Linked DNA regions of Homo sapiens: region 2 is linked to region 1. A link is a loop called in an ENCODE intact Hi-C map of the cell type or tissue named here. Cell type or tissue: endothelial cell of umbilical vein. All regions are shown on one strand.

The links. Hi-C counts contacts between places; a loop is a spot of excess contacts. Peaks named below come from ENCODE experiments on the same cell type or tissue, not always from the same donor. Only the 100,000 strongest peaks of a DNase experiment are listed, where the experiment ranks them.
Region 2: it touches region 1 in a loop (7-fold over the local background); 3 of 110 quality-filtered maps call a loop at or near these places.

The regions. Positions count from the first base shown.
Region 1 is chr5:91,310,547-91,313,046 of GRCh38, forward strand. The region is part of intron 3 of LUCAT1 (lung cancer associated transcript 1); the gene reads right to left. Among named protein-coding and RNA genes, the nearest start is that of LUCAT1, 2.6 kb to the right of the region's middle. RefSeq lists enhancers at 730-1,929, 1,292-1,836. In endothelial cell of umbilical vein, no CTCF peak of the experiment used is centred here; a DNase peak (open chromatin) is centred at 1,425; H3K27ac peaks cover 2,195 bases.
Region 2 is chr5:91,161,504-91,164,003 of GRCh38, forward strand. ADGRV1 (adhesion G protein-coupled receptor V1) reads left to right here. Exons shown (of 90, transcript NM_032119.4): 90 at 2,279-2,500. The coding sequence ends at 2,397. The region is part of intron 6 of LOC107986432 (a long non-coding RNA gene); the gene reads right to left. Among named protein-coding and RNA genes, the nearest start is that of LUCAT1, 150 kb to the right of the region's middle. RefSeq lists enhancers at 1,203-1,252, 1,273-1,402. In endothelial cell of umbilical vein, no CTCF peak of the experiment used is centred here; a DNase peak (open chromatin) is centred at 1,408; H3K27ac peaks cover 2,226 bases.

The DNA.
Region 1 (2,500 bases):
AAACAAGTACCTTGGTGCTTTTGTCTTTGCTTGCAAATACAACAAAAAACTAATGGTAACTTTCTTTCTTTCTTTCTTTCTTTTTTTTTTTTTCTGAGACAGAGTCTCACTCTGTTGCCCAGCCTGGAGTGCAGTGACATGATCTCAACTCACTGCAGCCTCCGCCTCTCGGGTTCCAGCGATTCTCCTACCTCAGCCTCCCAGGTAGCTGGGATTACAGGCACGCACCACCATGCCCTGCTGATTTTTGTATTTTTAGTAGAGATAGGGTTTCACCATGTTGGCCAGGCTGGCTTACGAACTCCTGACCTCAGGTGATCAGCCCGCTTAGGCCTCCCAAAGTGCTAGGATTACAGGCGTGAGCCACCGCACTGGCCGTAATTTCTTTTCTCTTCCTTTCTCTGCTTCTTTCTTCTCTTCTTCTCTCCCTTCTTCCTTTCCTTCCGCCCTCCTTTCTTCCTTCTCTCCTTCTTTCTTTTCATGTATCTATTCAACAAACAAGTATTTAGAGCAGGAGTGTTCAATCTTTGGTTTCCTTGGGCCACATAGAAGAATTGTCTTGGGCCACACATAAAATACATGAACACTAACAATAGCTGATGGACTAAAACACATACACACAAATCTTATAATGTTTTAAGAAAGTTTACAAATTTGTGTTTGGCTGCATTCAAAGCCATCCTGGGCCACATGTGGCCCGTGGGCCTTGGGTTGGACAAGCTTGATTTAGAGCCTCCTTTATGCAACGCCAGGTGCTAGATGCTGGGGCTGCATGGTGAACAGAGGAAGGCCCCTGCCCCGGGAGACACAGCTTGATTCCCTTATGGTGTAGAACACATGAGCCATGAGGTCAGGAGCTGTGGGGTCTTGTTCACCACTGTACCCTCTACCCCTACCTAGCACAGCACATGGCAATAAGTACATGCTCAAAAATACTCTGAGTGAGTGAATACAAGTTGAGTGCTGCCACACTGATTAAAGGGTGCTCTTGAAGTCCCTCAGCTGGTAAATGCCACCCTGCAGACTGCCCAAGTTCCCCTCAGGAAAAACAGAACCAGTGTACATTCAGATCTTAAGAGTGGTCATCCGGAATACGTACCTTATGAAAAAGTAAGGATATTCAGGTTCAGTAATGATATACTTGGTTTGCAAATAACACACGTTCGTTTTCATGTTGCTAAAGACTCCTTGCTAGGAAACGAAACACTTGTAATTTAATATGCAATGTTCTCAAGAGTCTGAGGCCAAACCACCTCAAGCTGTGAATGCCTTGGCTCTGAAGAGCCAGTCAGGGTCAGGGCAGGGCAGCACTTGGCCTGATGCTCCTCCAGAATAAACCAAACAGCCACAGGAAGTGGTTTCTGTGATTCAGTAGGTGGCACACTTCCTTTTGAGTCAGAACTGAATCACAGCTGTGAGAGGCGAAAAATACCTATTTCTTTATCCCATACTTTTTCCCTATTCCCAGTGGTAAATTTATCACAGACTGTCATATAATGTATCCTGTTTAGTTCCGCGTATTTAAGCAAACAAAAAAAATTTGGCAAATCAACTACGGGGAGGCAAGAAAGGAGGGGAAAACACAGCCGACTGGAATTAATCCAAACGTCATTATGTCGTCACAGGGCCATATTCTCAGAGGTGATTGAAAGAATTGCCACAGTGATTTTGCTGGGGTCATTCAGGCCCCTGGTTCTCTCAACTGGAGTCTGACCCATTTCCAGTGAAAGCAGTTAGATCACACTTACATAAACTGTGTTGCTTCAAATGGGCCTGCCCTCCTCTTCACTCACTGACCCTGGCTTGCTTCTTGGCATGTCTGCTGGAAGGCCATTCTCTGTCTGTCCCAGGCATGGCCCTAGTTCAGCTGCGGGTGAAATTATCCTGTTCTGAATGTACTGAATGCTGCTGGCAATGCTGTAAATTGTTGTGAGGCTTAAGGAAAAACCCTGTAGATATCAACAAGTCATAAAAACAGGCGTATTTTCTCTTCGTCTCTTTCCCACTGTGTGTTTTATTCTTCAATATTAACAGTTCTGGGAATGTAAATGTATTTAACTATATTTTCCTCTGATGAACTAGATTTTAGTATATAATTTGTGGCTTCCTTCCATACCAATTTGTTCATATTGATAGCATGCTTCAGAACAAAGCTTCAGAGCTCAGGCTATACATCCTATAACACTCTTGGAAGACCAGTAACCAGACTGGAACCAGAAATCTTATTGCCATGTTAATATGTCATTTTCCTTCTGTGAAATATTCCAATAATGTAAAGAATGCAAGATTCAAAGTCACATAGACCCATGTACACGTTCAATCTACACCAAAGTTTGTGGAGCTGTGTGACCTTCAATAAGTCTCTTAACCTCTCTGAGCCATAATTTCCTCAGTCTGAAAAATGGGATGCTAACATAAGGCCAACATTACAGTGAGAACTAAATAAAACTTTTACATAGTGTCTAGGACAGCTCCTAGCTCATATTTAGTGTTTAAAATA
Region 2 (2,500 bases), 150 kb before region 1:
GTTAGTTTTTTTTTTTTTTTTTCAAGAGAAACCAGAAATCTGATTTTTTTGATGTGAAATGTATTAATTGGTAAATTTTAGCAACTTAGTAAATTTTTAAAAATACATTGTCACTGGCAATATTCTGGTTCTTGAAGAAAGGAGTTTATGAGTGTTTGTTAAGCATTTTGCTTTATGGCTTATGTATACATTGTAGATAGGAGTATTATTAAATTTATCATCAAAACCTGGGCAGTGTGAGAGAATAAAGGGGAGGTGATTAATGATTTTGTCAGGGATGAGAACTTTTCACATTTTATGTCCTCCAGCTCCCTATTTTGAGGAGATGGAAAAATAAGTATCTGTAAAAAGGTATAGAGATGGGCCCTGATGGGCAGGCAGGAAGACATTCAGGCTGGAATTAACATGGTGCATTCAGGGCATCAGGAGACCTGATCAGTTTCAGAGAAAGCGCTCCAAAAGGCAATGGTTGGGATACATCTATTTGATAGGCTAGAGACAGATTAAAGACTGATATGAAAGCCAAAGCAGAGGGTTCCCAACTCAGTGTAACTGGCAATAGGAACTAACACTCGTTCTTGAGAAGGAGAGGGCAGTGGAATACAGAACAGACCAGAGGAACAGAACAGGAGATGAGATGGAGCAGGCAGGTTCACGACTTAGGATGCAGAGCACAGTTTAATACTACATTCAGCACACATTTGCTGAACACCTGCAGTGTACTGAGCACTGTCCTATGAGCTAGGAGACAGAAAGATAGGAAGGACATAATCCAGTGGGGGGGTCAGAAATTTTAAAAGAGAATCATCATGTTTCAAGGGATAGCAGAGTTGATATTGGTAGGAAGAGTGGAGGCAGCCAGATGAAGGAGGTGGGAAGTGAGAAGAGCACCCCAGGCAGAGGTGCCAGCATAAGAACGTCGTGTGAAAAGGCAGTGACCTGCTGCTCCGTGTCCTGAGCTTGGAAACCCTAGTGAGACATTAGGAGAGAGTGCAGGCAAGAGGATCCTGCAGGCCTTGAGACAGGGCAGAAAACAAGGCCTCCAGAAATGAGGCAGCAGGAGGAAGTGTATGAGAAAGCAGAATAGATCTAGAAAGAGCCAGCAGATCAGAGGATAAGATGGGCAAGTACCATGTCACAGAAGCAAAGAGAGGAAGTGGAGTTTCAACAGCGGCCTTTAACAGAGAGAGTGCGAAGGTCAGAGACCCAGAAGAAGGAGGGCTTGGCTAGAAGGTCACTAGTAGGCTCTGGCTTCCATCTCCAGATAGGCTAAGATTAAGCCAATTCACCATTTTCCCACAACTGTCAACTCTGCAGAATTGCCTTTTCTTCCTCTCAGACAGAAAGGGAAATCCCAGCTGCCTGAGCAACCGGTTTTTCACTTTCCTCCTTGTTTGCAGAGTCTAGTGGGGCTGGCCCTGGTAACCTCTGGTGATTCATCCAGCACACCCTATGACCACATCCCCATTGTGTGTGTGTAGAGAGGATGAGAGTTTATGTGTTCCTCTGAACGTTATTACAAAAGAAAAGAACATTGTTCTCTAGAAATATGAAAGAAAAAGAAAAGAACAAGGTGTTACTCTAGCATAGTTTTTTCTCAATTATCTGAGTTGTGAAAAAAAAAGTAATGAATAGTGGAGCTTCCTCAAAACAGATTCTGAGCGCTGTCAGTAGTTAACAGTAACTACTGTGGTGGAATTCCTGTGTGGATCTATTTTGGCACTGTGTTACGTAATTATTTTTATCTTAGGATCAGATCTGAATCATTCAAAGCCAATGTCTTCAGGGCACTGGTGTGACTCCAGGTGTTCTCACATGCCTGTCTTTCTTCTCAGATCACTGCCCAACACTGAATCTCAAGTGATGGACCTCAGTGCATATGAATTCGGGGCCTATATGTTTTGTAACAGCAAATCCTACCCCACTGGTGAAAAAGTCTAATAACCTGACTGATTTTCTATTTTGATGAGCCCTCAATTGAGAGATTATATTGTGGTAGTAGGTTACACCTGCCCACCATGTGAAAAACAAACAGTAAAGATTGAGAACCCAAATGTGTGTCTTTAGAAATTAATCCGTACAATTTAAAAAACTGCCAAAGGAAATGTAAAAGATAGTTTCATAATTGTTAGGTATTAATAATATCTATTCTAAATGTATGGCTTATTTTTTACTAATATAATAGAAATAAACAGGCTTGGACCTAATGTAAATTGATTCTTAAGAATTCACTGCACTAATAGTTTGGATTTTTGTGTTCATTCTATTTCTGTGGCAGGTGCTGGTCTCAGTGTCAGTGATAATGAATCTGGTCAAGGCAGCCAGGAGGGGGGCACCTTGACTGACTCCCAGATCGTGGAGCTCAGGAGGATACCCATCGCCGACACTCACCTGTAGCACCTCACTAACCATTCGACTGAGCACACTTTCATATTTGTATCAGCTTTTGTGCTAAAACTCTCTAAGTACATCCACCTGTGTAATAGGAACCTGTGAATTG